Regions from separate parts of the Mus musculus genome. Here all the other regions are linked to region 1. A link is a loop called in an ENCODE intact Hi-C map of the cell type or tissue named here. Cell type or tissue: left cerebral cortex. All regions are shown on one strand. Links, peaks and the distances in the headings refer to the core of each region. The heading gives the core; the rest is flanking DNA.

What was found. A loop is a pair of places that touch in the nucleus more often than their neighbours do. Peaks named below come from ENCODE experiments on the same cell type or tissue, not always from the same donor. Only the 100,000 strongest peaks of a DNase experiment are listed, where the experiment ranks them.
Region 2: a loop joins it to region 1, with 5 times the contacts of the local background. A loop is called at or near these places in 3 of 42 quality-filtered maps.
Region 3: it touches region 1 in a loop (4-fold over the local background); 9 of 42 quality-filtered maps call a loop at or near these places.

The regions. Positions count from the first base shown.
Region 1 is chr13:81,930,435-81,941,015 of GRCm38, reverse strand. No RefSeq gene overlaps it. Among named protein-coding and RNA genes, the nearest start is that of Gm41008, 64 kb to the right of the region's middle. In left cerebral cortex, for the core only: no CTCF peak of the experiment used is centred there; DNase peaks (open chromatin) are centred at 1,510, 3,799 and 5,672.
Region 2 is chr13:81,819,850-81,830,430 of GRCm38, reverse strand. It overlaps Gm32836 (a long non-coding RNA gene), which reads left to right and starts at 3,213. Exons shown (of 3, transcript XR_382684.2): 1 at 3,213-3,249; 2 at 3,745-3,850; 3 at 4,265-5,064. In left cerebral cortex, for the core only: a CTCF peak has its summit at 7,495 (motif pointing left); DNase peaks (open chromatin) are centred at 1,856, 4,753, 5,311 and 5,552; H3K27ac peaks cover 4,280 bases.
Region 3 is chr13:81,784,895-81,795,475 of GRCm38, reverse strand. It overlaps Cetn3 (centrin 3), which reads right to left. Exons shown (of 5, transcript NM_007684.4): 3 at 8,519-8,633; 4 at 3,329-3,520. Among named protein-coding and RNA genes, the nearest start is that of Cetn3, 6.9 kb to the right of the region's middle. In left cerebral cortex, for the core only: a CTCF peak has its summit at 8,665; DNase peaks (open chromatin) are centred at 6,902, 7,451, 8,122, 8,592 and 5 more places; H3K4me3 peaks cover 441 bases; H3K27ac peaks cover 3,186 bases.

The sequences.
Region 1 (10,581 bases), core at 1,297-9,296:
TTACTATGTACCGTCTAGGCTCCTCTTAACTCCAATTGGACAGCCCTCATGGCTGTGATCTTAAGATGCTTATGCCACAGTGTCTTTTCCTCTCTCTCTCTCTAGTTCTTCTCTCTCCTCAGGGTCTTCTCAGACCCCACGTTTTGGAACCCCAAACCCCACCTATGTCTCTTCTGCCCAGCTTTTGGCTGTCAGCATCTTTATTTAACCAATAGTGTTAACTTAATGAGCAAGGTCACATTGTACCGGCAGATTCTCTCATTCCTGGGACCAACCAGGCCTTGGGCCCAGTATTCATCTTGAATTACATACATCACATTACATATCATTATCATTACAGTGCATATCAAAAGATCCAACCTCAACAGATCCTGAAAGAAATACTTCAATGTCCACTATCGATCCTCCAGCACCTCCCATTAATTAGCTCCTGATGGAAAACTCTTTCCTAGCTTCGGGTACTTGCCCTTTCATTTTTCCTCCCATTCTGGGTAAAATAGACCTATTCTGTACCATAGGCCCTGAACTGCTTGCCATTTCTGAATTGTAGCAGGAGCCTTGGTTTTTTATGTGTGCATGAAGCTGCAGTTATCACTATAGAAAGAGTCATGAGTGGCAGACACACATGTCTTACTCAGAATTGAAGCCTGTGAGTAGAAGTCTTCTTTCCAAACAACAGAATACTTTGTCCTTTAAAAAGGCAATTAAGATGGGGCTGGTGAGATGGCTCAGTGGGTAAGAGCACCCGACTGCTTTTCCAAAGGTCCAGAGTTCAAATCCCAGCAACCACATGGTGGCTCACAACCATCTGTAATGAGATCCGACTCCCTCTCCTGGAGTGTCTGAAGACAGCTACAGTGTACTTACATATAATAATAAATAAATCTTTAAAAAAAAAAAGGCAATTAAGCACTATCAAAAACTGTAGCAGGTTACTTGACAAAATATACATTGGTATCAATGGGTAGGCTAGCCTTCTGTGAATACTGAGGCAAAAGAAAATAGTAGCCTATTAATTCAAGTTGGCTGTTCTACAACTGTATTCTTTGTTTATACCTTTTCATTTAAAAATATATGCATGTGCACTATTTTTAGTACTGGGTAAAAATAAAGTGAAGTGTTTTGTGGTTTGTTAAGCAGGTCTATTTTACCTATTTCTAAAACCTCTCTGATATTTCTAAGCAGTTATTTTACACTTAGGCAGTAAAAAAGAGAGAAAGTATTTTTGTCTTGAAGAATCGTTATTAATTAATTAATTAATTAATTAGCGTGAATTCTCTGTGAAATTTCATTTTCTGTATCCACTCATAAAATTGTACAGACAATTGCATTTTGTGTGTGAGTCGATTGGTAAATCTGATTTCAGAAAGAATTAGTAAAATACTTATAAATGATTTCTGGGTTCCTGGCTGCCATTTGTAGCACTGGCTTAGATTTCTAGACTTCTCAGAAACAGCCACGGCAGCAGGTGCTGTGCTACTACCAGAGTGTTCTCATCTGCTTTGTCCTGCCCCGTCCTGCAGGAGGTGGACAACTTCAGTAGAATTTCTGATCCTGTGAGGAGGGATTCCATAGTCTGGTCACCTGAACTGACCCAGTTCTCCACTACTAAGTTTGTAAAGGGCAACATGCCCTGGGAAATTATGGGCTGGAGCATTCTGCATCCATCCGTACCACAAGAAGCACAAAAACAGCTTAGTGAAATTGCTCAGTGTTTCAAATTTAAATAAATACAAGTTATACAGGGGTGGGGTAAGTGGGGGTGGGGATTCTAACTGTTCTTTTCTCCTACAGAATGCTGAATGTCTAAAACATGCTCAATCCTGTTAATACTTGTCAAATATTTCACAGTTCAGCTTTGTTCAGGTTTTTTTTTCTTTCCCTGAGTATGAAAAATCAATTTGGTGGGATTCAGCTTGAAAGCTGGAAGCATTGGAGGGGACCTTAAATAACCCCACCGCACCACGCCTGTAAGCGAACAGCAGAGCCCCAGGACATTGAGCAGACCTCAGGGTTTTGTAGCAAGTCCAGCTTGGAACCAACTCTTCAATGTCTCTTGCTACTGCTCATTCCATTTTTTCTTTCATAATTAAGCAATTGAGACGCACTATACAATGTGATTTTATAATTAAGATAAAGCACCGTGGTCAGGGTTAGGGGAGCAGTCTTTCATGGGTATTTAGTCATTACACTCAAATAGTGTCGTTATCTTTCAATTACAGAGATCAATTTTAGTTCGTTAGCAAAATAAAACGCTTACAGAAAGTTGACACAAACTCTTCAAAACTGCAATCTTCTAAATGTCAGAACTGAGCCACATCTCATAAAAAAAAAAAAAAATGTGACAAAAGTTCTCGAGGTTAAACCACAACTGTGCAAGACTCACTGGCCTGAGTGACCAAGATCTGCTAAAAAGGCGTAATTCAAAGTTCTGTAAAGAAAATCTGTGCCGTTGCCAACTAATAATTGCCATTTCTCATTACACGAGTTTTGTCGCTTTTCCAAGAAAGAGTTGGGTCTTTGAATATTGTGGCACAAATAACGCAGTCTGCGTGTATAAACTTATCCTTAGGTGAGGCTGTTACTCAGGAAAGGAAGAGTATGTGAAGGGTTAGACTTACAGAGGGATTACCATCGATGGACACAATCAGGCAGCCAAACAATGCAGTTAAAAGCAGTGGGGCCAGAGTTCCCTGGCCCTCCAGACCAAGTGCAGCTAAATGAAGCCACCGGGAAAGATCTTATTAAGCCTTGGATGATGCTAACATTCTCTTAATGAAACTCTGTTAATACATCTTGTTATTATCAGGAAGTTATTACTCCATAACACATTTAACTCTTGAGAGGTTAACATTACAGTTTCTAAAATTACATAAATATAGCAAGATAACTTTTAGAGTTATAAGTTAACAATACGGCCTATAACTTTTCAACATATTCTTATAGATATTTAAATTATTTATTGTCATTAAATCAGAGCACCTCAGTGAAGCCTATTTTGATTGTAATTGTACTTTTTCTAAAGAGGACAGAGGGTCTTTTTATACAGGATATGGTCCTACGGATGTCACAACCCGTGATGCTCAGGTATAAATTAGGTTTGGAAAAGGTAGAGTTTTACTGATTAATTAAATATGTAATACGCTTAATTAAGTATGTAAACTAGGACAGATGGCTGGCATTAAATTGTGATATAAACCCTTCTCAGTATAATAATTTAAATATATAATCAATCTTCTTTGTGACTACGTTTCCTCTAGGACATAATTCTTGGAGTTATCAATTGTTAAACATTCAGAAAGCTTGCCTTGGTAAATAGTTTGCTGCTACAAACGAGAACCACTAGATCTGCATTGTGTTAGATGAAGGGTGGTTGTAGTCGGAAAGCATGGACAAGACATAAAGCAGGAAGCAGGCCGTGGAGTAAATAGGAACTGTGAGTGTAGTTAACATTAAGGGAGTCTAGGGAAGAAGCCAAAGAACAGACGCTGAGGCTTGTAATGAACAAAAGATCCCTAAAACATGCTGATGTCAATCCTGTTCCAGAGAGCCAACTCCTAACTCTGAAGTGTGGAGGCCCCATTGGAAGGGAAGAAGAGGCTGACAGGTAATTGCGGGGGGGTCACCACTAAGCAGACACTGAGGAAACTTCAAGGAATGCTTTGGGTGCCATTTAAAAGACAAGGCACTGTGGAATACCAGGAACTAGCTAGGCCTGCTTCTGTTGTCTGGGCTGGCAGGGGAAGCCGCAGCCAAACAGCAGAGGAACTAACTAATGAGAAACAAGCTAACAGCAGCTAGGGCTGAAACTGACACACAGCCTTTTGTGGGGAGGGCTGGAGAGGAGCTTCCTTGAGTCTGCAGAATTCCCTCCAACTCCTGGACAGTCACAGAAGCTGCTCAGAGACCCGGTACACAACATTGTTCTTACCAAGCTAGTGCTTGCTATCTTGAGCCAGTTCTAATTTAACCCAGTAAGGAAAGAACTAGTGACAGCCTTGCAGGCCAGCCAGGGGACTGGTCATCCCAGCTACATAAATACGGCATTGATTTGATGATGCTTCTGTTAAAAAAAATAATAATAAAAATACTACACAGGAAGGTGACTGCTACGTGTGCAGGCAAAGCCCCACTGTTTTGTGTCTCTTACTTGAAGACTTTGTCAGGTGGTTTGTGGTGTTTACCACAAAGGCTTTTTACCTCAGAAAGTTAGTATTGTTCATTTTTGTGATACAATGCTTGATTCCATAAATGAATCCATGTTATGAGGGATGCTGATGGTCAGATGATCCTGAAAACTGCTATTCCATCTTGAACATCTTCAGCAGCATCCTTTTTACTTCATAATGCTTCCCAGCACTGCCTGGCACACTTCCCCTACGTTCATCTCATAAAGAAAGCAAAACAAAGGGAAATTTTAGAGATATTCATGATCTCTTTGTTTCACTTAAAGATAAAGAAAAATTACAACTTTTGGTTTTAAAAAAAAAACACTAAATGACTAGGAATAAGGTTTTGCATCAATAAAATCTTTGAGAGGAAAAATAACAGGGCATTCAGAACAACTTCAACATTCTGTCTAAGGGCAAGGGGCCAGAAAAGGTATCTTCTTTTTCAAGTTAGTCTAATTTCCAATTTCTCACATGCCACATGTATGCATTCACATTAAATGGCAAACATTAAAAATAACTCATCTCAGTTGATCATCACCCCAATTCAAACTCAAATCTGCTCCTAGCAGAAAATCCTCATTGCCAGTTATAGTTCATTTTTCTAATCTAGTCTTCCTATATCTACAAAGATAAATGGAAGGACACATATATAATTAGTGGATCAGAATACCAGAACATAGTATTATTATAATTTGTTTGCTTTTCCATGAAAAAATAAAGTATATCTTTTCATTCTAGGATGGCATAATTTAATTATTCTGAGCAAAAACAAAACATTGTTCAGAATTATTGGCCCATAGCTCTAGCCCTGAATTTTGGTTTTGAAACAGCATGTTGTGAGAAGCCTCTCTTGCCCAAGGAACAAAGTCTGCTTTCATAGTCTTTTCATGTCCCACCAACAGACAGAACACAGCTGGCTTCAGGCTCATCTGAAAGAAAAACCACAACATATTCACACTCAGACTCCATTATAAATGTGTAGCTGATGAACCTCAAAGCAAGTGGAGTGCACACACACCACTGGAAAGGTTGAATCCTGTACTATTCTTGCAGGGACTTATGGAAAGAGGATGTCAATATTTAACATTTATTGTTTCCTGTATTTTTGCAAGTGAATTTGTGTTGTAGTTGTGTAGGTTGGTTGATGGAGGTTTAGTCCATGGAAACTTCAGATAAATGGTCGCTCTGGGACCCACAATCTTTACCTTTTTTTCTCCAAATATTTGGGGGCTGCTCAATATGGTGGTTTGATTTGAAGTGAAAAGGTTTAAAGAGATGGTTGGAAAGGCTAGTGGATGGCAGTGTGTAGCAATCTTGTTTTCTTTACATAATGTAACACACTAATAGACGACATTTTCCTTTGCTTTCTGCTGTTAACTTTGAAAATAAGCAAGTTACTGTCCAAATCAGAGCCAAAAACACCACAGGATTTCTGGCTGTGAAGGGACACTTCATGCACAAGTGTGGGGAAGGGAAAAGCTGATAAACAGCCAGTTGGGAAGTGTGAAGAGATTATTTTTATTTCATAGTGTTTTCAGTGTATAGTAGCTCAGATGTTCAAAAATGCATCACCCTGCCTGCAACTTTACAATTCCTACAGTAGATGCAATCCAGTGTAGTAGAACCCGAAATGCTTACAATGGTGGCACCCGCCATCTCTCTCATCCCCTTGTTCATGGTTCTTTGATTCTAATCTAATTAGGTTAAAATACAGTGTCAATGAATTCCAGCTTAGATACATTGGTTCTTAATGAAGGAGTCCGTGACATGTAGTCCCTAAAAAAGTAAAACTGATGCTGAGCCTCTGCTGCTGGTCTCGCTTCCTGGTTAATTTTTTTTTTCTTCCCCAGTCAAAAGAGACTGGCAGGGTTATGTTTCCCTTGCTGTCCATTCATTCTCCTTCCTACAATGAACACCAAAGTATTATGTTCAGACCTTGAGCTTTACAATGATAGTGTTTGAACAAAACTAAGAGGAAAAGCTAAACAAGCCCCAATCTACATTCCAGTGTTGATTCTGTTATTTAAAAAGCAATGCTGAGACAAATGCACTCCCACATTCTAACGCATATCAGATCAGATCCCTAGAACAATGAAATGTGAGGACCTGCACATTCTGAGCTGCAACCTTCGCACAAGGATCCCCGTGTATAGTTCCCAGCATGCTGCAGGACCCTGACCTCACCAGCCCTTCTCATTCAGTCAGTCTTCCTCTCTTTGTCATTGCATTTAATTATTTTATTAATTAGCATACTGGTTTCATTATTAGTTATTGGCTGTGATGGTTTCAAAACACAGAAAGCTTTGAAAGCTAATAAAGAAAAATTACAGTAGTCTTGATTTAAAAGGTATGTTACTTGTGAACTTAAAGCAGAAGTAAATATTCTTACAAAATGAATCTAACAATAGTGGAAAAATATTAGAAATACTCAAAATTCTCTTTGTGAAGAACAGTAAGTTTCTTCTGATGTTCTAGAATGAAGGAGTGCAGAAATATAATCAAGTGAGCTTTGGATAATCATGATAACAGATTATACTTATTATTCTAATATTTCTGTATCCAGCACTACTAACTCTCCCCCTCCCCCCCATAAAACCACTTTAAGTTCATCAAAGAAAGGCTCACAGATGATGTCAAAGCATTCAAGTCTATAGAATGTGAACATACTTCAGAAAGTCACAGAGACATTTTATAATGCTGGAAAACAATTTTAAGCATCTTCTACACATGGATAACAATTGCTCGGATAACTCCTACAGGTATTCCATGTTTGTTCACTGCTTGACAAGCAAGAAAACCCATCTTATTTCTTGGACCCTCCATTGAAAAGAAATCAAACAAATTACAGAATTCCCAGTTTAAATTTAGATATTACTCAACCCTCTTTAAGCGTCTCAAGTTATATTGGTAAAACATTTGGGTATCATAGACTCCTGTCTCTTCACTTTCCAAGGATATGCAGCTCTTCTGTTTCTAGATAAATTCATGGAAAAATAACACAATTTTAGAAAGGAGGAATAGTGAGGTGGGGCACACCTTTATTCCCAGCACTCAGGAAGCAGAAGCTGGCAGATCTCTGAGTTTGAGGCCAGTCTGGTCTACAGAACAAGTTCCAGAATAGCCAACATTACACAGAGAATCCCTGTCTTGAAAAAATATGAATAGTTTCTAATGAAAGAAAGAATTATACCAAAATCACATTTTCATTTAATGTAGCTTAATTAAAACAAAATTATTATTCCCCCTTACATTCTTCCTCCCAACCCCTTCTGCTTCCTCCCAACTCTCAAATTGATGATATCTTCTTCTTTATTATTGTTTATTATTTGAATCAACAGATTCACTGGTAAGGTAAGGGGCTGGAAATCAGTCTGTCTTCCAGAATCTGCTTAGTTTAGAGACAAATAGTCACGTATCCCCCAGCCACATGCTAGAGTAACAGCTGTTGAGGAAATGGTTCCATATGTAGACAGACGTCCCCATTCTTGACCTTCATGACCTGCCTGAGAACACCATTATTACTAGCCTACTTGGAAACTAATTCCATGCTTCCTTAAAAAAATATTGTAAGATCATCATATAGACACAAATGATCTTGTAAAAAATTGTTTTATCAGTTAGAGGTGGAACTCTGAGTCTACTTTCCCCTCTCTGTGCTGGGATTCTGTCTGGTTTGAACTTGTGCAGGTTCAAGGTGCACTGTGCCAGTCTCTCTGAGTCCCCTGCATATCAGCCCTCTTCTGTGTGAATGATGTTGCTTCCTGGGAGTCATTCATCGCATCTGCCTCTTAAGTCTTTCCAGTTCCATATTCTCTTCCATATAGATCCCTGTGCCTTGAGGAGTGAGGGATGATTAAAAATATCCCACTTAGGGCCGAGTGCTCCAAAGTCTCTCATTCTCTGAACATTGTCCAGTCGTGTGTCTCTGTGTTATCCCCTGTCTACTGGGAAAACTCTCTCTGAGGTTAAGTTAGTATTATTCTGTGGGTACATCAGTATGTCATTAGGAATCATTGTATTAATTTTACGTATATGAATGCTTTGTTTGTGTCTGTGCAACATATATGAGCCTGGTGCCTTTAGAGGTCAGAGGGAAGAACAAATTCCCTTGGGCTGGAGCTGTGGATTCCTGTGAACCACTATGCGTGTGTGAGAAGTCAAACCAGCACCTTCTGCAACAGCAACTGGCCCTTCTCTCCGCCCATGGACCAACAATTTTACTTCTAGATATATGCCTCCCAAAAGTAAAAACCGATTCAAAGGACTCACACACAAACATTCATAACTACTATACTCAAAAGTGCCAAAAGACGGAAACAAAAAAAGATGTTCATCAGCAGACTCAGCAGCAGCACGTGGACAGGGAAGATGTAATGGCATATTATTCACCCATGAAACACCAAGGAGTGTGGTATGCAATGTGGATGCATCCCGAAAACAGTACACTGAGGAACAGTCATGTATCCATAGCCACACTGTATATGCATTCTTTAGGACAGAATAGGCAAATCTACAAAGGCTACTTGGCTGTACTCAGTAGCTGCATAGTATGATATACAGCTGATGGTTTTCCACTGCTTTAAGAATGTGTCCTGTACCTGTGTTGAAGCTGATGGTTTCTCAGTGTTATGGAGTCACTAAAAGCCACTGGATATGATTAAAATGGTGAGAATTTTGTTCAATCACAACAAAACAAAAGAAAATGAAAAAGAAAGAAAGAAAGAAGAAAGAAAGAGAGAGAGAGAGAGAGAGAGAGAAAGAGAGAGAGAGAAAGAGAGAGAGAGAAAGAGAAAGAGAGAGGGGGAGAGGGAGGGAGGAAGGGGAAGGGAAAGGGAAAAGGAAAGGGAAGGGGAAAGGGGAAAGGGAAAGGGAAAGGGAAAGGGAAAGGGAAAGGGAAAGGGAAAGGGAAAGGGAAAGGGAAAGAAAAGAAAAGAAAAGAAAAGAAAAAGAAAAAGAAAAAGAAAAAGAAAAAGAAAAAGAAAAAGAAAAAGAAAAAAAGAAAAGAAAAAGAAATTCTCATTCTAACCTAAAATCTAATGTGGCCCAGAAAGTCTGGCTGAGAGGTACTTAGACACAGCATCAGGTATGTTTGGCAAGCCCCCAAGGGGCATCCTTCCAGACCTGTGAAGTATCTGCAGACAGACCACTGACTCAAGTCTACTGCTTTAAAATACATCCACCTGTTGTGGCCCTAGTCATGAACACACTATGGACATTCGTTGAATAAGGAAGAGGATTTGAGAATATCCTTTCCAAATTTAGGACCTTCCACCTTTTAGCTGTCTAGTCAGTACTTAAAGTGCATTTTACAGAGCAAATACAGAATGGCTTCCTTATAAGGTGATAAATGCATGCCTTTCCAGCAGACTTCTGGTTTGCATCCACCAACCACATGTTATCAGTCCTTTCCTTGTCACTCTCAGAAGTGCCCCAACATGAACCATAGTAGCCCAGTCCCTAGTTCAAAGTGACATTGTCACTCTCCCTTCCTCAGCTGTCTGACTGCATCTTGTCTGTGTGGGCTGCAATCCCACTTCCTAACATGTTTCATGACACGTGTCTTTCTATGTGCACTATACAGGCCCCCGTAGAACCTGTCTGCAGTTTCTCTTTAATCTCTGCTCTTAGTCTCATCCCAAGGTAGAGCTAATCACCAATAAGAAGCAAACTCTTAGAAATAGGTGGTATACTGGGTGGTGTAGAAAAGCAGGCTTTTCTGCAGAATATAATTTTAACCTACTTTGATACAAAAGCTATCTTCAGTTTACTTTAGGTAAATTGTGACATTGCAACACTCGTTAATTTGTGAAGCCAATCGAAGTGAAAGCTTCGTTCACATCTATGTTCGGCAATGAGTGCTACTAGAGAACTTCATAGCTGGCTCCTGTATACAAGAACTTCATTCTGAGGTAGCAGATAGGATAGCAGTCATCCGATCTTTTTACACTATGCACAGTCTCAGACCTCTGTACGGCATAAATGAAAGAAAAAACTAAGATGGATGAAATGGGGTGAGAGTTTTCCAAACTAGATTGCCACTGAATACACACAAAATCAGCACATTCCTCTTCAATGGGAATGCACTGCCTGCTTCTTCTAGCTGACTTCTTCCTCCAGCCATATCTCTAAGTATTTAGAAGTATAATGATGACAAGAGTCCATAATTTACCATCAAATAATCCTAAGCAAAGCCTAACAGTCAGTGTTTGAGCTGTGTGCCTTGGTTACAACCAATATTTACACAGACCGTTTTCCCAAAGAGTTTGCAGTGAGATTACCATCCCCACTAGCTCCCTCCCTCTGTCAACCTTCCCTGAAGTAGGTGCTCTTAATCACTTAAGCGGGCACTTGAGTTTATTCAAAGTATAATATCTGTCCAGTCAAAGTATAATATCTGTTTCCTCATGGC
Region 2 (10,581 bases), core at 1,250-9,249, 110 kb after region 1:
CATTTTTGTTTGTGGGGGACGTTCAGATGTCAGCAGAGCAAGAAGAACAATGGAATAGTGTAAGGAGGGTTTCTCAGGCACATCCTGTTATTAGGGTACACATGATTACAGTTTCATGAGAATCTCAGATCATTGTGTTCATATATTCCACAGCACAGAAGCGTGATCCCCAAGAGAAGCAATGTGATCTCCACCATTCGCCCGGCTTACTACCTGACCATAGGGCAGGAAACCCAAACTGGTCTCTCTAAATAGCAAAGGCAGATGCTGACTGAAGAAGATCAAAAAGGCTAGGATTTATGGACAAGGTATCAAAGAGAAGGTGTTACACAGAAATTCCCAGGGATCTGTGAGTGTTCGCTCAGATCGGTGCAGGTATGTACAAGTGCACACAAAAGAACAGAGCAACTCTGAGCAGAAAAGAGAAAGCCACATCATCCCACAGCTCCTACAGGGCTGCAGTCGGAATAAGAAAAGATCTGGTGATAAGTGAGAATTAAGACGCCTCTAGGATGCCAGGCATTGGAAGTGCACGCCTTTAATCCCAGCACTTGGAAGGCAGAGGCAAGCGGGTTTCTGAGTTCGCGGGCAGCCTGGTCTACAGAGTGAGTTCCAGGATAGCCAGGGATACACAGAGAAACCCTGTCTCGGGGGCGGGGAAGGCCTCTAGGCAAGAACTTCCTTGATGCCGCTCTGCCCAGCAATATTGACGGTAAGCTTCAGAAATTGTGATTCCTAAGCTGGAACAAGAGCCAACTTTACTCAAAGAAATCCAAGTCTAGAACCCCTTCAATGTCTTCAGTTTTGGGCGAAATAAAAATATGCAGAGGACAGAGATGAAGGACGGACCAGTGTGGATGCAGTGAAGAGAGAAGCAGGCGCGTGTGCTTAGGTTCGAACAGACATTTTATCCTGAAATCTACCAGACAGGCCTAAAAGCAGAGTAAACACCTCACACAAAAATTAATGAGTTAAAAACATGTGTACTGATGACCACCCAGGTAAGGGCAGGGAAAGCCCATAATGCCCCTGAGACACTGTCAAATAGTCCATCAGTGGGTGTGGTCCTGATCTGTACAGGAAAAGAAAAGATACTGGAAAACAGTGCCTTGATAGTTTCTAAATGTGACAATTTGTTGTTTGCTTGCTTGCTTGCTTGCTTGCTTGCTTGCTTGCTTGCTTGCTTGCTTGCTTGCTTGCTTGTTTGTAATGTCTCCAAAAATAATTTCTCTCTCATGTTGGGTGAGCCTGATCTTTGATCTGGGCAGACTAAAAGCCAAAAATTCCAAGCTGGTAGTGAAAAATTCACATGGCATCTGAACATTTTACCCAGAAAAGAGAAAGGAAAAAAGAACAGATATAACAATTCTTAACTCAGAGAAGTGAATTAAGGCTGAAGTGTCATGTGGTATTTTAACCTTATTCTGAATTTTCTTGTTCTAATCAATCTAAATCAGGCCTTAATGATATTTAAATGTAGCTACTTGTAATTCCCATAATAGGCAAACAAAGGAGAGGTTAAAATAATTCTATTATTTCACAATGATGAAACAGACTGAATATTTCAATTATTCTACTTATTATAGTACACATAGAACAACACTCTGTAATCTGCTTCGATATATATAGGCTCTTTAACCACAGCACAGTGGGACTAATACAGTCACTCTGGTTGAGCTGCACTCGCTGAATCAGTGTTGGAATAAAGTACTTCACAGATTAGCTTAGTCTGCAGCGCTTAAAGGTCAGGATTTATTGTAATGTAAATCACAAAGCAATTTCATCTTGACAGAGATTACATACTGTTACAATATTTCTCGCTGAAGCTGGTGATGCGTTTGCTTTTTCTTTGCAACTGCTGTGCAAATTGGACCGTAGCCCAGAAAAGAAAAAGAGATGGCAGGCTGGTTTGGCTTTTTAGAAACAACTTAATTCTCTCCATTTTTCAAAGTTCCACAAGAGAAGAGAAAAAAAAAAAAAAAACTCTGAAAATATACATAAAATCCTCCACAAATACCTGTAAACCCTCACAGAGCCCGAGCTCTAGTGTACACAGCTACCCGTACGTGGCCGTCCCTCAAATGTTTGCATGTATTTTTAAAAAGGAAGTAATTGCTAATAACATTTCTGACTACTCATACCAAGTATCTTGATATGCTGTGTAAACCATCTCCATTCAAAGCAAACAAATACAAACAATAGGAAGAGACCATGCTTTCCACTGAAGAGACTACAAACACAAAAGAAAGAATCCAGGCTAAACAAAAAAAGGCAAGGGTTAGGGAGGGCAGTGCTGTCTCTACAGCCCAGCCAGGAAGGAAAAGTAGACACCACCCCTTCCTCTTCACATGGAAGAGCCTAGAGCAGTTATCAGGAAGAAATTTGATTTCCAGGATCCTAGACAAACTCAAAGAGTGTGAGGACTTTTTAATCTCCAGATTCTCAGATCCACCTCACCGTGGGGGTTAAGTTGGTCACTCCCTCTACAACAGGAGCTCTATCAGTGGCTGCTCATTCTTGGGACCCACTTCTGCTAGACAGGAGCGCTGCTTGTTTTCTTTCCCATAAGCCGGTTCTTACAATGAAGTTTCTTTCTAAAAGCTCAACCTCGTCTACAGCCATACCACCCTGAACACTCCCAATCTCGTCTAAAAGTTCAGCCTTCCATTGTCCACAGAAATTCATGAGCCAAAAGGACCAGAAGGCACTGGGACAAAAGGACCCAGACTGTCTTCAGTAGCTATTGAGTGTCAAGGAACCAAGCCCAACAAGCCAGGCAGATCTAAAGAGGGCTCAGCACTGCCCCAGACTCTGGGAGTCCATTGTCCCTGTATCACAAACAAACACAGGCACTGCTCACTGCATGGCGCCTTTGTGTAGGCTGAGCTCATTTGATTTGCCTAGAAAAGTTCTAGACCTATCCATTAAGAATCACCAATTACTCTCTCTCTCTCTCTCTCTCTCTCTCTCTCTCTCTCTCTCTCTCTCTCTCTCCCCCTCCCTCCCTCCCTCTCAAAAATATCCTGGTTTAGGCAAGGCCTTGAGTGGAGCGATTGGGAAGGCAACCCAGCCATAAAACCTCCAACAACCTACACTTTGTCCTGCCTTCATGATGTCATGAGAGAGACCAGAGTCCCATCCAGCAATGGGAACAGAACTCAGAAAGCTCTGTGGAGGAGAGAGAAGAGGGATTGGAGGAGCCAGAGGGATCAAGAACATGACTCACAGAATCAACTGACCAGGACTCAAGTAGGCTCATAGAGACCAGGGAACCTGTGCAGCTCTGACTTAGGTCCTCTGTGTATGTTACGGTTATATAGCTCCATGTTCTTGTGGAACTGCTAATGGTGGAAGTAGGGGCTGTCTCTGACTCTTCTTCCTGCCTTTAGGATCCTTTTCCTCCAGCTGGGTTGCCTCATCCAGCTGTGGTTGAGAACATGTGGGTGGTGTTATTGTAGCTTGTTATGTCATATTTGGCTGATGTCTCTGAAAGGCCTGATCTTTTCTGAGGGGAGGTGGAGGGCAAGTGTAAGAATCAGTAGAAAGGGGAGGTTGTGGGGAGAAACTCCCGTCTAAGTATCTGCTCCATGTCATATTTTATGGAAACTTGGGGGGAAATGGGGCTCTTGAAAGGAGAAGGATGATATTAGAGATGGAGAGAGAGTCTGATTTGTTTTGTTGTTTTGCAAGGAAGTCGAACTATGTCACTCACACTAGGCTTCAACTCTCGATCCTCTGTCTCAGCATCCAGGATGCCAGAATTTCATGCAGGAAGCATCCCAGCTGTGGAGAAACATTGAGACCCCATTCTCTTTCACTGAAAATGCTGAGAAATTGAGACAAGAAATGGGTATGTCTGAAAGTTACTGATGCCAGAAAGTTTGGGGGCCCCACATTGAATGTCATATGTTTCCAGAGAAATGGTGGGTTTTTCCCTTTGGGATTTTAGACTCTTTCATATAAGTAGACTCAGCAGGAAGCTCCAGGACAACAGGGCAAACAAGCTTCCAACCCCAGGGGCTGCTGAGAGCTGGTATATGGCAAAGAAAGAGAGTCATGTCTTCTGGGTTAGACTAGCATGCTCAGTGATGGAGGGTCACCAAGATACCGCATGGCAACACACTGCTACACAGCAGAAAGAGGGTAGTTTCAGAGAAGGAGTAAGAAAGCCCAAAGTGCCGAAGAAAACATGTTTAGACTCAGGCCAGCATCTGAAGAAAGAGATAGAAAACCATAACTTTCCTGCTTTCCCTTTCTGATTTAGGACTCAGGCAGGCAGAGTAGAAAGAGCTCAGAGAATCTCCGTAAGCAAGTGACCCAACAACAACATTTCTGAGAAAGTAAGTATATTATCTCATAATGGGATAGTCGTCCCTCCCATCTCTTCAGTACGGGATAGTCGTCCCTCCCATCTCTTCAGTGCAGCTTTAGCTGCATCACCTGCTTGAGCGGTCATCTCTTGGGCAAGTGATTGACAGGCCCAGCACGATTACATCTTTAAAGGAGGAAACAATACTACATAATGTTTCAAACTTTAGAGTATATCAGGATGTCATGTTTACACTAAGACTAGTGGTATTCAGTTCAGCAGGAACCCATCTTCCATGGCCTCTACAGATCCTGCCAAATTCCCCGTCAAGAGTGGAGATCCTGAAATAACTGAAAAGATCTGAAATTTGGAAAGACCTGTGGCAGAGTTACACTATCAAAGTCCAGATGTGCGGTTCCAAAGCTGTTCACCACCAGTCTGGGCTGCTGTCTCAGTCTTGATCTAACCAGAGATGCTCCTTGAGGCGAAGCTAAAACAAGGAATCGGAAACCAGAGTCCTCTCCCAGCGTTCCTGGCCTCCAGCAAGGTCAATTTTGGAACTGCTGCTTTGGGGGTCCCTATCCCAAGTTTTTTTTTTTTTCTATCCTGTCCTCATTATCACCACCCTCCCAGGTCATTAAAGAAAAAAAAAAAAAAAAAGACACATTTTCCACTTTGCCCTATGTTATAAATACCTCTTTGATTGCCAGAATTAGCCAACAGGCCCAGTGAATTAAATCAGTTTTTTTGTTTAACCCTGGAGATATAACCAGACTCTTCATTAAAAACTAAATGCATATCTTGGCCTTGTTTTCAGACGATGAGAAGGGAAGGATGAGAAGACACAGGCAGCGCCCCTGTGCAGCTTGGGAGACAGGAAGAGAAGGGAGGAGGACAGGGAACAAAATAGCCTGCACCCACACACACACACCCGCCTTTCCTCCTGCGCCACCTTGAGTGTTACACCAAACACGTCTGTCTACCCTCCCTGCTCACATGGGGGAGGGCTAAAAGCTTTACATTACACCACTGGTTTACACCCTGAGAAACGTCTTGTGAGCTGCAAAATACACTTCGAAGCAACTTTCTAAAAGGCACATCTATATTTACCAATGTGTTCCACATGATTAAACTGTGAAATTTGTCTCCAGTTTGGCAATACCTTAGAGAGATGTTGTGAGGTTTAGAAAGAAAATGCCTGTGAAATGCCTTACGTTCCAGGGAAGGGAAGCACCATAGACTTCCAAGGTGCTGTTATACTCCCTGAGGCTCCGTTGGTGCAATAGCAAGCAAAAGCTCGTAAGTTATGATGTCACAATGTTGTCACGCAGCATCATCCACAGTGAGACCAAGAAAAAGCTGTTTTTAAAGAGCCTCTTTTCCCTTCTTCTTCAGCTTGTTAAAGCATATGGTCTTCAAAACTAGTTCACAGTGAACTTCATCTCTGCCACTGCTGTAAATGAAGTTTCTTCTCAGGCAGATGTCAGTGCTAAAAGTTTGGTGCTCATAAATACCAAATTTACATAAAATCTATATAGCTTTTTGCAAAAGTCTTTTTGGTTGACGTAGGCTGATTGGCTGGGAATCACGGTTCACTTGCTTCTTTCTGTAGTCATAATAAATCACACTAATTGGAAAAACAATAATTTTTGATTGATCCATGGAGGCCACCCCTAAAGCCCTCTCTGACTTTAATGCCATTTGTTACACTGAAAGAAAGAAATTACAAAGTATACACAAAGAGATTATTGGGTTAGTAAGCTAGGCTGTGGCTTCAAACTATGGGTCACTACTTATTAAAAATACATAACAGAATTCAGTGAGAATTGACTGCATAGATATTTTACTCCCATAAGAACAACTTCTTGATTAAGTAAACCCATTAGCTCTTGCCAAGGTAGAAGCAGCCACCACCTTGACTAGAATTGCTGTCTCAGAAGAGGAGAAGAAATGCAAAGTATTTACATATTGGGAGTCTGGTTGAGGCTAATAAGTAGGTGGGGTCTAGTAGAAAAGAATTTGAAACCAATTTTTAAATAGTAAACAGCTATTTGATGTTGCCTTAATTGGCATAATCTGTGCCAGGCATGGTGGCATAAGCCTATAATTCAAGAACTTGGTGGTAGTAGCAATAGGATCATGACTTCAAGCCCAGCCCGGGACTTAACTGTTGAAGAAAATGTGGTGGAATATAATATTTATGTAACTTGACTTTTGGAAACTTTCTGAAATGAATAATAAAATTACTGACAACTTCTAACTTCCTGGGCAATAATTTTCAGAAATTAAGAGTTTGGAAGGACCAAGTGACACTAGTGAAGCAAGTTAAGGACTCTGTTAATGTAACTGTGAGCTGTGTGGTGGACCCGCTGTCAGCTGCAGCACAGACCCTATTGGGTACTCTTCAGGTGGAACTGGAAACGCACGGTACAGCAGGAGCCTCAGGAAAGGCTGTGTCTCTGGTGGAATGTCACTCAAAGGCACTGCTCTCCTCACCTCATTTTGCGGGCTATCTTGAGGTCACAGTCAATCCCCTGCCCCTCCTTTTACTTAATGTAGCACATCTTTATATGCATGACATTTCCCCTAGTAGGCTACATCTAAAAATGAATTCATTTGTCTATATTTAAGTAGTTAATCAAGAAGATGTATTTCTTCTAAGCAAGAGCTCATGACTTGAGATGAAATAGAAAGGCTGGACAGGTAAGTGTACCGATGTCATGGAAGTGAGAAATTCCTGAAGATAACCTTTAAGGCAGCTTCCAGTGCCTTCTCCCAAACCTTGCCACAACTCCTGAGGACCACCTGGAAATAAAAAGGTCCTTCAGAAAATCTCCTGTTTGTTTTATGAGATTGTTTCTGTCTTTAGTATCCTTTTCTTTTTTTAAAAAACAATATTTTATTAAATACATTCAAGTAAAATCGGCATTTAATGAAGCTTTAAATAGATATATTTATAAAATGTCAGCAGGTGTGGCATCTACACCTTACACCTTTAATCCCTACACTTAAAGGCAAGCAGGTCTCCATGAGTCCCAGCTTGTCCTACATAGGGAATTCTCAGAAGCAACTTGGGATACATAATGAGACCCCATCCAAAAACAAAAAAACAAAAACAAAAACAAAAAGAAAACTGTCTCTTTCCTGTCATTGCCTTATAAATCACACCCCCTTGTGGTAATAAAGGTTTATGACTTAACCCTTCATAGTTATCTGCCAGATAGTTTCTACAAACATTGTGTAGAAATTTCATTAAAAGCTAAGTAAAATAAAGAGGGTGGAAAACATGAAATTTTAAAAGTGCTTGCAGCAAGGAAAAGCAAAAAGGAATAAAATCAGCAAAATTCAAACTGATGTAAGTTAAACAAGTGGCCCTTTGCTTATGATCAGACGATGTTCTGAGACATGCATCATTTGGTGAGTGCTCTCACTGTGTGTGTTACTCATACAACCCTAGCTGCTGCAACAAACTGCAAACCAGGCTGATCTGGAATGTTCATGGCATAGCCTCTTGCTTCTGGAATGATGATGAGAGAACAATATAAACTTCAGTCAGGAACAGAAAAAACCTATGCATGCATTCAATAAACAAAGGAAGAATAGCTGTACGGAGCTGTTGAGTGTATAATACATCAATTTCCCAGGGAAAATGTTAGCAAGTAGGAGAACACTCTAGAACAATTAAAAAAAAGGACAGCAGGGCACACAGTAACTTAGCAAGGATATGCTGGGAGCACATAATGGTTTGCAATGTACTTGTGTACACTGCTAGTGCAGGAGGTTTTATTTTTACACCTGTTGTCACCTGTGAAGAATGCATTGTGCTGTATCCTTTCAGAGCAACTGTAATCTTATGAGAGCACTGTCATATATATGGCCTGCCATTGGTCAATACATCTTCGTGCATTTTGTGAGTGTAAGTTAACTTACATTTGAATTGTTTATAAGATGCTCTTATCACTGAACTCCTCACACTGAAGTACTACAGGCTTTCTACTTTACTGCCCTTGATAAAACAGATCTAATAATTTCTTTTTTTTTATTACGTATTTTCCTCAATTACATTTCCAATGCTATCCCAAAAGTCCCCCACACCCCTCCCACTCCCCTACCCACCCATTCCCATTTTTTGGCCCTGGCGTTCCTCTGTACTGGAGCATATAAAGTTTGCCTGACCAATGGGCCTCTCTTTCCATTGATGGCCGACTAGGTCATCTTTTGATACATATGCAGCTAGAGTCAAGAGCTCCGGGGTACTGGTTAGTTCATGATGTTGCTCCTCTGATAGGGTTGCAGATCTCTTTAGTTCCTTGGATACTTTCTCTAGCTCCTCCATTGGGGGCCCTGTGATCCATCCAATAGTTGACTGTGAGCATCCACTTCTGTGTTTGCTAGGCCCCGGCATAGTCTCACAAGGGACAGCTATATCACGGTCCTTGCAATAAAGGCTTGCTAGTGTATGCCATGGTGTCATCGTTTGGAGGCTAATTATGGGATGGATCCCTGGATATGGCAGTCTCTAGATGGTCCATACTTTTGTCTCAGCTCCAAACTTTGTTTCTGTAACTCCTTCCATGGGTGATTGTTTCAAATTCTAAGAAGAAGCAAAGTGTCCACACTTTGGTCTTCGTTCTTCTTGAGTTTCATGTGTTTTGCATCTTGTACCTTATATCTCGCTATACTAAGTTTCTGGGCTAATATCCACTTATCAGTGAGTACATTTCATTTGAGTTATTTTGTGATTGGGTTACCTCACTCAGGATGATGCCCTCCAGGTCCATCCATTTGCCTAGGAATTTCGAAAATTCATTCTTTTTAATAGCTGAGTAGTACTCCATTGTGTAAATGTACCACATTTTCTGTATCCATTCCTCTGTTGAGGGACATCTGGGTACTTTCCAGCTTCTGGCTATTATAAATAAGGCTGCTATGAACATAGTGGAGCATGTGTCCTTCTTACCGGTTGGGACATCTTCTGGATATATGCCCAGGAGAGGTATTGCGGGATCCTCCGGTAGTACTATGTCCAATTTTCTGAGGAACTGCCAGACTGATTTCCAGAGTGGTTGTACAAGCTTGCAAACCCACCAACAATGGAGGAGTGTTCCTCTTTATTCACATCCTCGCCAGCATCTGCTGTCACCTGAATTTTTGATCTTAGCCATTCTGACTGGTGTGAGATGGAATCTCAGGGTTGTTTTGATTTGCATTTCTCTGATGATTAAGGATGTTGAACATTTTTTCAGGTGTTTCTCAGCCTTTCGGTATTCCTTGGGTGAAAATTCTTTGTTCAGCTCTGAGCCCCATCTTTTAAGGGGGTTATTTGATTTTCTGGAGTCCATCCTCTTGAGTTCTTTATATATATTGGATATTAGTCCCCTATCTGATTTAAGATTGGTAAAGATCCTTTCCCAATCTTTTGGTGGCCTTTTTGTCTTATTGACGGTGTCTTTTGCCTTGCAGAAGCTTTGCAGTTTCATGAGGTCCCATTTGTCAATCCTCGATCTTACAGCACAAGCCATTGCTGTTCTATTCAGGAATTTTTTCCCTGTGCCCATATCATCGAGACTTTTCCCCACTTTCTCCTCTATAAGTTTCAGTGTCTCTGGTTTTATGTGAAGTTCCTTGATCCACTTAGATTTGATCTTAGTACAAGGAGAGAGGTATGGGTCGATTCGCATTCTTCTACACGATAACAACCACTTGTGCCAGCACCATTTGTTGAAAATGCTGTCTTTCTTCCACTGGATGGTTTTAGCTCCCTTGTCGAAGATCAAGTGACCATAGGTGTGTGGGTTCATTTCTGGGTCTTCAATTCTATTCCATTGGTCTACTTGTCTGTCACTATACCAGTACCATGCAGTTTTTATAACATTTGCTCTGTAGTAAAGCTTTAGGTCAGGCATGGTGATTCCACCAGGGGTACTTTTATCCTTGAGAAGAGCTTTTGCTATCCTAGGTTTTTTGTTATTCCAGATGAATTTGCAGATTGCTCTTTCTAATTCGTTGAAGAATTGAGTTGGAATTTTGATGGGGATTGCATTGAATCTGTAGATTGCTTTTGGCAAGATAGCCATTTTTACAATGTTGATCCTGCCAATCCATGAGCATGGGAGATCTTTCCATCTTCTGAGATCTTCTTTAATTTCTTTCTTCAGGGACTTGAAGTTTTTATCATACAGATCTTTGACTTCCTTAGTTAGAGTCACGCCAAGATATTTTATATTATTTGTGACTATTGAGAAGGGTGTTGTTTCCCTAATTTCTTTCTC
Region 3 (10,581 bases), core at 1,324-9,323, 150 kb after region 1:
TGTGTCCTTTGAAATCCTACACAGTGATTTACTGAGTGACACACTTATTCCCAGGAGTCAAATGAATGCCAGCACTACAGAGGTACTGTATAATGCATCAAAACATGCAGGGCTGCTATTCTACAGTACATTTGAATCAAACAGAGGTGAATAAATGTCACTATAAAATTGTTGCTAACTGAATGAAACAATGGATCATAAAGCTGAAAGACCTCATTCTCAGGTACTGGATGCTAAAATATTAAAGAGTCACGTTCTTAATATGTGGGTAAGGTTACTTTCATGCTAAAGCTACCTTGAGGATGGTTTAGAAAATGTTCACTTATGGCATATATGTCAAGAATTCATCTAATAAAGTAACCCCAGAGCTGGTGCAATAATTGTGCTCAGTTTGAAATGGAGAATAAATGGACAGAACTTACAGTAATATATTATAAAATATGGATCAAAAAGTATTGGAAAACACTACTAAAGACAACTCATGACTTGGATTGTCAATTAAAAGTATGGCATTTAGAAAGAAGGGAAGGCAAGGTGGGGAATGCCATCCCAGACACAGGAAGAGGAAACACACCTAGAAAGGTAAACCGTGAGCTAAGGCCAGTGAGAAGTCTAAGTCAAAGCAGGCCGACTTCCATCAGCTCCTGCTCAGTCTGAAACATTTACAAGGTCCTCTGAGAGACACGGAAGAGACAGGACACAAAGCAACTCATGAACCTGAGAAATGAAGAGTTGTGACCTCTTCGGTTAAATACCACATCTAAAGAGCTTATGAGAATACGACCTGTTTGTCTCCCAACTAAGAATTCAAATAGATAAGAATCCTAAGCCAGTGTGGAGCTTCATCTAAAAACACAATTGAAGCAATCTACACTGAGGCTTCTAGGCCAAACCAGAAAGTATTATTTTCTTAGGAAAGCAATAAAAGGAGCTTCAAAGTGATTTGGTTATAAATCATTTAATACTGTAACAGAGCTATGACTAAAAACTAAGTACTTTAGTTTTATTCAAGATTTTGCTTTTTTTAAAATATAAAATTTCAATAATCAAACTTCAAATTCAGCTTCAAAAAGTTGTAGAAGTCACAAATAGCTGTTTTATGTTATTTATATATACTTTAACATATGATAGTATTACAAAAATATTTTAATCTATTTCATGATTTAATATCCAAAAGCATAACAGTTAAGTCTAAAACAGTAAAGAACAAAGGAACTAAAGGAACCAAACTAGCCACTTGACTACTAGGGAGGTGACAAGAAAGCCAGGCTTTCTAACTTCACCAACCATCTTTCTGACAACAGCATAACACCTGGCTTAAAGATAAGTATCTGAGTGGCCAAGAAGATGGCTCAGCCAAAAAGCATTCACCACATAAGCCTGGTGACCAGAATTCAACCCCCAGGACCCAGATAAAAACCTGAGAGATAGTGCAGTGCACTTCTGTGATCTCAGCACTCCTACAGAGAGAAGGGAGAATCTTAGCAGGCATGCTAGCCAGAAGTATGCAACCCGGAAACAGAAACAGGAAGTCACTCCCTCAACAAGGAAGAAGGTGAGAAATGACTCTCAAACACACACAGACACAAACACAGACAGACAGACACACACACACACACACACACAATCTATATAAAGTTTGAGTACCTGAGAAGCTACATGGCTTCAAAAGAAAAATAAAAAAACAAAGTTTAGCATCAGAAGTACTAGTCAATAAATTAATACACTGCTTCCCATCGCAGTTAACATCTTACTGTAGTATCTCAAACAATACAGAATGCCCTTTTCACTGTGGAGAACTGAGTCTGAGCTCTGCTGCTATCATGGACTAGCTCTGTGATAATCTACTATACACGCATCTCTCTTATGTGCATACAGCTACAGTACTCTATCCACTTTACAGAAGCTATTATGAAAATTGAGTAACATAAAAGATTCCAACCATCATTATCATTATTTAAAAAGTGGTCTGCTATAGCTTCTTAAATGTTACTTTCATTTTTATAAAAGCACATAGTGTACTTTGTTTTATATTATTTATATTTATTTTGAGAGACTGTGGTATTAATCTTCTTTATCTTCAGATATACCTACATATTTATGTCTATTTTGTAGTATACATTATTTGCCTTCATATCCACATTTGCAGTCTTTATTTCATTAAACCCATAATATTGAAAAAATAGTTATTCTTAAAAATTGGATACCATTAAACATTTATAAAAGCAAATGAATTACTAAATGTCACAAAATGGCAAAAAAATATTTTTATCTTCATCAGTTTAAAATATAAAAAAAAAAGTACAAAACTTGGTTTGCAACCAAGAGGATCCATATTAAACATACTAAAATATGAAGGTAGTTTGCTCTTCTAAATGTCATGAGCCCTTAATGGCACCCTCATCAGCTGCCATACACCACTAAGGAGGCTTTTGAGAAAAAGATGGTGTTTCCAAAGTTCTCGCTGGAGAAAGTGAGAAGCACTTCAACAGACAAGTGGGCTCTCTGCTCCCTAAGAGAAGAAAGCAGCAAAGCCACCGTCATCAGGATATAGATGTTCAGTACATAACAGTTAAAGCAAGAATGAAGAATGCAGCATAAATAGACCTCAGTACTAAGTGTGTGCTTTACTCTGCAGGTAGTGAAGATTCACTCTTCAGTGTCTGAGCACAGAAATGACGACACTACAACCCACATTTAGGAAAAGAATATTATCGACAGAATGAAAAGGAGATGAAGGCTAATAAGCCCAGAGGGCAATGGGAAGGCTGTGAGAGACACCAGCATATATTTGCCGGACAGGTGGTACACAACGCTGCACCTCACAGGCAGCCTGGGAAAGAACATTGTGACATTTTAAATATAACTCAGGAACTGAAACAGAGCAGCAGAGAAAACAAACAAACAAACAAACAAAAATAGATTAAAAGTGGTTAAAAGAAAAATCTACAAATTTAGTAATAGTTCAGAAGTGTAAACAGGTTAAGGAAGAAAGCACTGAGATCTAAACTTTTAGTGAAGAGCTACATATTAGTAATATTTCTTCTTCAGAGAAGTCTGTATGATACTTCGTATTTTAGCTCATTAAGTTGTCTTAAGGGTCTGCTTCAATACAAATGAAGCTTACAGAGTGTGGCATCCAACTGGACTCTCATCTATTCAGGAGGCTAAGACAAAGGATCTTAAGTACCAGGTCAAACTTGAAATCACTTTAAAGTATCATGAGTTTGTCTTCAAAAATAAAAGGGAAAGGAAAAGTGGGGGTGGGGAGAACTTGCTGGGAGTCACAAAAATCAACAGATTTTAGACAAAAGTAAGGTAAACTTACTCTCTCCATCGCCGTCTTTGTCAAACTCCTCTATCATGGCCCGGAGCTCCTCATCGCTCATGTTCTCACCCAGCTCTCTGGCAACACGCCGTAAATTCCTCAAGCTTATCTTTCCTGAATCGTCATCGTCAAATAGTTTAAATGCTTTCAGTATCTCCTCATGTGGATCTCTCTCTAGTATCCAGTCTGTCACTAGAGTTAAAAGAAACTTTTCAAGTGAGGACATTCATGTAAAAATCAGCTATTCACTGAGAGCAACACCTGGGAGTCTGTCAACATTTAGTCTAATAATTAAATGTCACGGTAGATCACTAAAACTCAAAAATAAAACCTGAATTCCAAATCCAAATTTTAAATGTTAAACTTTTAATGTCTGTACTATAAATGTAAGCTAAATTATATTGTACAAAGGCCAAAAAAGGGACAACATATACACACTATTTATTTAAAGCCTACTATTGTTAAGAATTAAACTGAGGATGAGAGATGGCTCAGCAGTTAGGACCACTTGTTCTTGCAGAGGATCTGAGTTCAATTCCCAGCAAGCACTTGGCAAATCACGACAGTCTATAACTCCAGTCCAGGGGCCCAATGCCCTCTTCTGACCTAGGCCCTTCACACAGTGCAATGTAAACACACAGGAGCAACGCACTCATTCTAAGTATATGTAAGTATAAAATAATTAAGTCCACAAAAACATTACTCCACCTCTCTCAGGTCACTAAGTTTAAGTGAACAATTTGCCCTGGCCATGTTAAAGCTGTTAAACAGTTTAATACCCCAATTCTTCCTCTAGTTGAATTCAACTAAGCCTGTGAAATTAACAGAAGTCATTGCCAACACCAATATAAGCATAAGACAAGTTAGTAAATGCAAATTCTATCAGCACTTTCATGATTCAAAAAAATTACATTGATTTCAGCTACTGTGAAGATGGGCTAAACCTCTCTGGAAGCAGGTCTAAAGCAGGGCCATTTTACTCTTTTAGAATAAAGCCATATATCAATATACTAAGCTTATATATTTTAATAGCATAGGCCTTTAATAAAGTCATAATAAAAACTGATGTCTATAGTATAAAATTTTATGTTGCTTGGTAGAATTCTCAAAATATCTATTTCTGAAGTAACTCCATATGCTGTTCTGCTACTATAAGAAAAAGCACTTATCATTCTATCATTAACAGTGAACTGCTGGGATCTATAGATTCATTTGAAATTTTCAAATGTCTGTAGATGGAAAGTACTGGGATGTTTATTGAATCCTAAGTAAAAAAATACAATCTAAGTCCTCTTCAAGTTGTTGTCTGTCTATTGTTATTTCATCTGTATTTGGCTGAATAAGCACCTAGTCAAAGCTAATGTTACATCAACTACACATATATCCAAAATTATCTCTCGCCATTAATTTTATCCAAAAAAAGATTTCCAAAAACCTAATTGAAGACTATTACTATAAGTATGCAAATCAAAGCTCATAAATATTCAGTAACAAGAATTGGCATACCTACAGCCATAACACCAAAATAAAATACCACAGTTAACTCTATGGCACACACTCAACGTATTTTGAATTCAGTCCCAACAAAAAAGCAGGACAAGAAAAAAAAACTGTTATGAAATTTTCTTCATGGATTAAGTAACATACATGACAGGTAAAGCAGAAAGGCACCCTGCTGAAAAGACTAATGTGCTTAAAGCCACAACAGACAGGAGGCCAACAAGTACGCACACTATCTCACCTGCACGCGCTATCAGTACTTCAGACAGATTGGTCTATAAAACGCCCAGCGATACTCTGACAGAATGCACTTCTCTTAGGACTCATGACCCTGAGCAACTAAAGCATCACCCAACATGAAGTGTGTTATGGTGACGCTCGTCTACATCGTCACCTTTCATTTCTGCTCTACAAGTACAACTTCTCTGTAAGACATCTTTTTTCCAATGAAAACAAACCAGGCATGGTAGCCCACACCTGTAAAAAAAACAGGAGGATTTAAAGCAATTAACACACACACATAGCTAAGATATCACCTGGTTCAAAAGTTCCAAATTTCTGTGCATGCAACTACTTTCTGTTGTGTTGATTTTTACATTGTAATGACATAAAGCAACTAAAACCAATTACAAAGGTATACAATTTGACTACACTGTTGGAAATTTCAGTCCATCAAAAGTATTAGATCTTACAAAAATCACATAAGGAAACAAAATTCTGAAAAGACAAATCAAAATCATAAAAGATAAAGTTAGAGAGCTGGGGAGATTGCTCAGTGGTTAGAACACTGGCTGCTCTTCCAGAGTTCAATTCTCAGCAAGCACATGGTGGCTCACAACCATCTTTAAAGGGATCTATAAAGGAATCGGACACCCTCTTCAGGTATGTAGGTATACATACACACAACAAAGCACTCTTACATTTTTAAAAAAAAAAAGTACAGAAAGAAAGAAAGAGAGAGAGAGAAGTTAGTTCCTATCCAAACATTTAATACTTACTTCAAACTCAAAAATATTGGACTTTCAAGTCCTTCTATGGGCTTCACAGCCTCTTAGACCTCCACTGAAGGAAAGGTAGCTGCATTACTGACTCTGAAACAGTGGCATTACCCTCAACCCCATAAATGTCCCTTAATTATCCAAGTATTGGACACTAGAGTTCTGAAGACACTATCTTACTTTACTCTCAAATAGAGTCTCTTTCTTTTCACCCTAACAATCTTGATCATAAAGTCTAGAACTTTCTGCCTCCAAAATCGCTTCAGCTCATCTTTGACCTTCTCATCAATTACTGTTGTAAAATACAAACTCCCATTCCTTAAACTCCGCTGACTGAAGTCCCATCTTCCTTCACTACGTAAGACCATCCATCAGTCTGACTCAAGGCTGCCGTCCCAGTGCTCTGACCCTCCTCTAACAGAGGGGACTGCATGAGATCAAGCTTCTCATCGTGCTGAGCATGTAGTACCATGCCGCTTTGTCACTTCTATGCTAGACTGCATCTACTCTACTCCTACAATCTTCTTGGACATCTTCTATCCCTAAAGATTTAAGTTAAAAAAAAAAATTCCCTTTGCAAAAACTTAAATTTTCCTGGGTGAAGGCTTGACAAAGATTTCCTATAAAAGGCCTGATAGGAAACATTTTAGGTTTTCAGGGTCCTAAGCTCACAGTCTAAACTGCTATGCTATTTGGTAGCAGAGAAGCAGCGTCCACAAATGTGGGACGCACAGAGAGCACAGTTCGGTTCAGTCCCGGGGCTACAGGTAACAACTCTGACCCAAGACAGCAATCTCTCTCACACAGAATCAAAATGTCCTGTTACTACACTTACATCCTAAGGCCCTCACCACAATTTCTTGGTAATCTTAACTACCATTCATCCCGCCAAATGCAAAAATTTCAGTGCTGGATAAATACTCAAAATGAAAACACTGTAACATTTTATTTTAGATAGGATTTTAAAATGTAAGAAATACAAGCCAAGAACAGATGAGGTGAAAATCTCTCACTTCTATTGACCTTCCTTTAAGAGCAGAGATTCCGGAAGCACCTGCTCCTCCTTGGCCTCAGCCGAGTGACGGATGGACGCTAGGTAGCCTGCACTGAATGCACTTTAAGGCTGTTTTCTCATCATGGGGAGAGCCCAATAAGCCAGGCACATCTGCAGATATCTGTGGGACAGTGTCCTTAGGCAACAACAAATGGTCCATAAAGCTAAGGTTTAGGTGATATGAAACTCTGTTCTGAAGTAGTAAAATATAAAAATCTGCAATACTTAGAATAGTACTTATGAAAAAATGTTTTACAAAACTCTGAATAATAATGCTTAAAATAGCCTTCAAAAGTTAAAGACAGAAAATAAAACAATGAGATTATAGAATAGAATGTTTTAATGTCCCAACAATACAAATGCATTCTGCATCAAAGGAAGCACTATTTTCTCTGCCTGGCACAAACTCTTGGAGTGTTTTGCTTGGAGACAGGGTCTCATTGGCCCTGTCTGGCCTGGGGTTCCTCATGCAGACCAGGTGGACTTCAAACTTCCAGAGCCTGGGTTACTTCTTTGTGCTGAGTGCTGGGACTACTCTTAATCCCAACACCAGCATTTAGTAGCTCTTACTATCCAGTACAGTGCTTAACATTTCACATGCTCATCACCCACATACCTCCCAGAAACCACATTACACTGGTCCCCATTTCATCGATGAAAACGAGTCACAGACAAGTAAACTAACCAAGTTACAGAGTCAGAACCCAGATCTGAAGCCTGGAATCTGGTTCCAAGGTAGCCTGTGCTAACTTCACTGTGGTGCTCTTATGAGTTTCCTAAGGGGGGGGATCTGCCTTCTCATTCCATTTCTTTTCTTTCCTGTATTATGTCTTTAATATTTAAATAAAGGTTTTGTATATACATATAATTGTATTAGTTTTAATTTTTTAATATATGAAAATAACTACATGCTTAGATTATGACCCCTAAAATGGTATCATTGGTCAGTAACTTAACAAAATAATTCATATAATGTCTATATAACACTGTAAGCAATATAATTAAGTTACAGTAGCCAATTCCTAGCCTTCCAGAATCTTCTATTGAAAAATCTTTAACTGTATACACCCTGAGTAACTCATCCTGAGTAACTCATTAAGATCACTATCCAAGATCCAACTACAGTAAGCTGCCACCATCTTCAGGTGGCATTTCCTAAGTGCTCCTATTTCTACCCTGCCAAAGACATCCCTCACAACAGTGTCGTTGCTGTTGTCTCAACTTTACAGCACAGCACTGTCCCTGAGATTAAGGTTAGTGAGTACAGAGCCTAACAAGCTGTCAACTTAACAAGATGGACTTCATGTCCCCATCTCCCACCAAGACACCATGTCCTACTTCCTTCTTCTCTCCACTGTACTAACAAAAGTCACAGCGCACAGCAGTCTTCACTAATAATCTTAAACATCAGGATACTAAATCTTCTATTTTACTGGCAAGAAATAATTTTTGGTTACCCTTTAGTGATTAATTTTAATAAACCATAAAATCTAGACAACAATTCCTCGTTCAAGAAATCATCAAAAGCCAACACTAATTCTCACAGTATAGCTAGAAATATGTTTTTTCTTTTGAAAACATACAAAAATCTCGTAATTTTCCAACAAGTACTGGGTATAAAGGCGACTAAGTACATACCAACTTCATTAAAATCTTCAAATGTGATCTTGCCAGTGGCTTCTCTGTCATAATCTTTAAGAATCTTCAACACATCAGCCTTTTTCACATCAAAGCCCAAGGCTCTCATTGCCACCTTTTGGATTAAAAAGGAAAAACAAATTGTAAAGCACTACTTACAAAAGAAGTCATCAGTGATTTCTAAGGAAGTTTTCCATCTTAAAAGACAACAGCAGATTACTAAAGCACAATTATTCTGTATTTTTACCTCTAACTTAAGACTATGAAACATCCTGGTTTTTCACTTTGAAAATAAATAGAAATTATTTTCATTGGCATTTTGCTGTTTTATATGACCAACTAATTAAAAAGAATTTACAAAAAATATATAAAACGATGCACTAAATACAAAGATAACTATTTGTTACCAAGGGAATAAAGACATATCACAACTATTAAAAGGCTAGACAAAAGCATAAAAGCAGGGAAAAAAAGCAGAAAAATTTCAGGCCTCCATGGTTGACACAGTGGAATTTTATAATCTTATCACTCAGGAGACTGAGACAGGATTGTCATAAGTTTGAGACTAGTATAGGATACACATTAAGATCCTTTCTCAACAAACAAGCAAGCAATCGGCTTTCCCACCAGAGCATACATAATTAGCTACTATGGTACAATTAGTTTCAGATGACTGAGTTTAAACAGAAAACTGCTACTAGTACCAGGAAAGGAGAGCTGTGTCACTAGTTAGTGAAGTCTTTATGTCAGACATCCCTTACTAAACAGGGGAAGAGCTGGTGGAAAGGATGGGAGACAAAACCTGGGACTGAGGGCTGTGAGCAGAGCTGCCACCTTCTCCAGGCAGGGAGGCTCTGAGCAGAAGTAATCAGTAACAAGTGGAGGTAGTGGAGACAGCCGCATCAAAGGGCAACAAACGCAGAGGAAGCCAGGAAAGGCTTATGAGCTAACAACATGGTCAAAGAATTCAAGAAAGATAGATATGTAAGGGTAGTGTAAAGACGAATAGAAAAGGAGGAAGCTCGAGCTGTGAAACCAAGTCCCAAACCGAAACAGTCAATGCCAACAAATGGCGAGACACTGTACAGGACGGACTCAGACTGCACGGGAGGGAGCGGCAGCAAGACACAAGTGGGATGGGGAAGGAGCGAACAGAGGGCCTCAATATTGAGGCCCCAGCTTCAGGCCTGTAATACTTTCAGATAGTCTATCCTCTCACCTCAGTTTCTATCTACCCCTACTTGAAATGCTTAAAAATCACCTACAATGTTGCCCAATTTAAAACTACAGTTAACATTTAAGATATCAAATGTTATCTTTCTCACTGGGTTGAACATAAGAAATGTGTTCATAACAAATTTCCCCCTCGATCTTTACTCGTAATTTTAATCCTTAAATTGGGTATTTTCCCTCAGCACATAGCAACATTAGGCATCAGACAATTTATATCCTTTGTAACAGAGACGAGCACACTAAGAGTGTGTTAGTACTATTTTAAAAATTAAAAGCTCAATCTCAGAAATGTCTGAGCAAAGGCAACTATCTCTCCATCTCAAAACTTTTTAGGTTGCACTACAGAGATAGCTCAGTGAGTAAGAGTGCTCCTCGCCCTGCAATCTTGAGGACCAGAGTTCAAATCCCCAGCACTCATGTAAAAAGACAGGCCTGGCTGCAGGTGCCAGTGACAGAGGTGTGTTGATTGGAGTGACCCCAGAGTTCACTCTCTAGCCAACCTAGTTCAGAAGTACTGAACTTCCAATTCAATGAGACAGTCTGTCTCAAGGCAACAGTGTTGGAAGGCACACAAGGCCGTACTCTACACTGCACATGATACACATGGAATGTACAGGTCTGCACAAGCAACAAGCATAGGCCACAAACATCGTGTTTTAAAAAGCTGAGCTATATACCATCCCACAGAGGAAAACAGCAGTGGGAAGAGCATGCTAAGGACTCTCCCTTTAACTGGGTGAATGGAGAAGTTACACTTTCCATCATTACGCACTTAAATACAAGGTTCTACAAGCCATATTCTGTTTGTACTGTTTTCTTGTACCACCTGT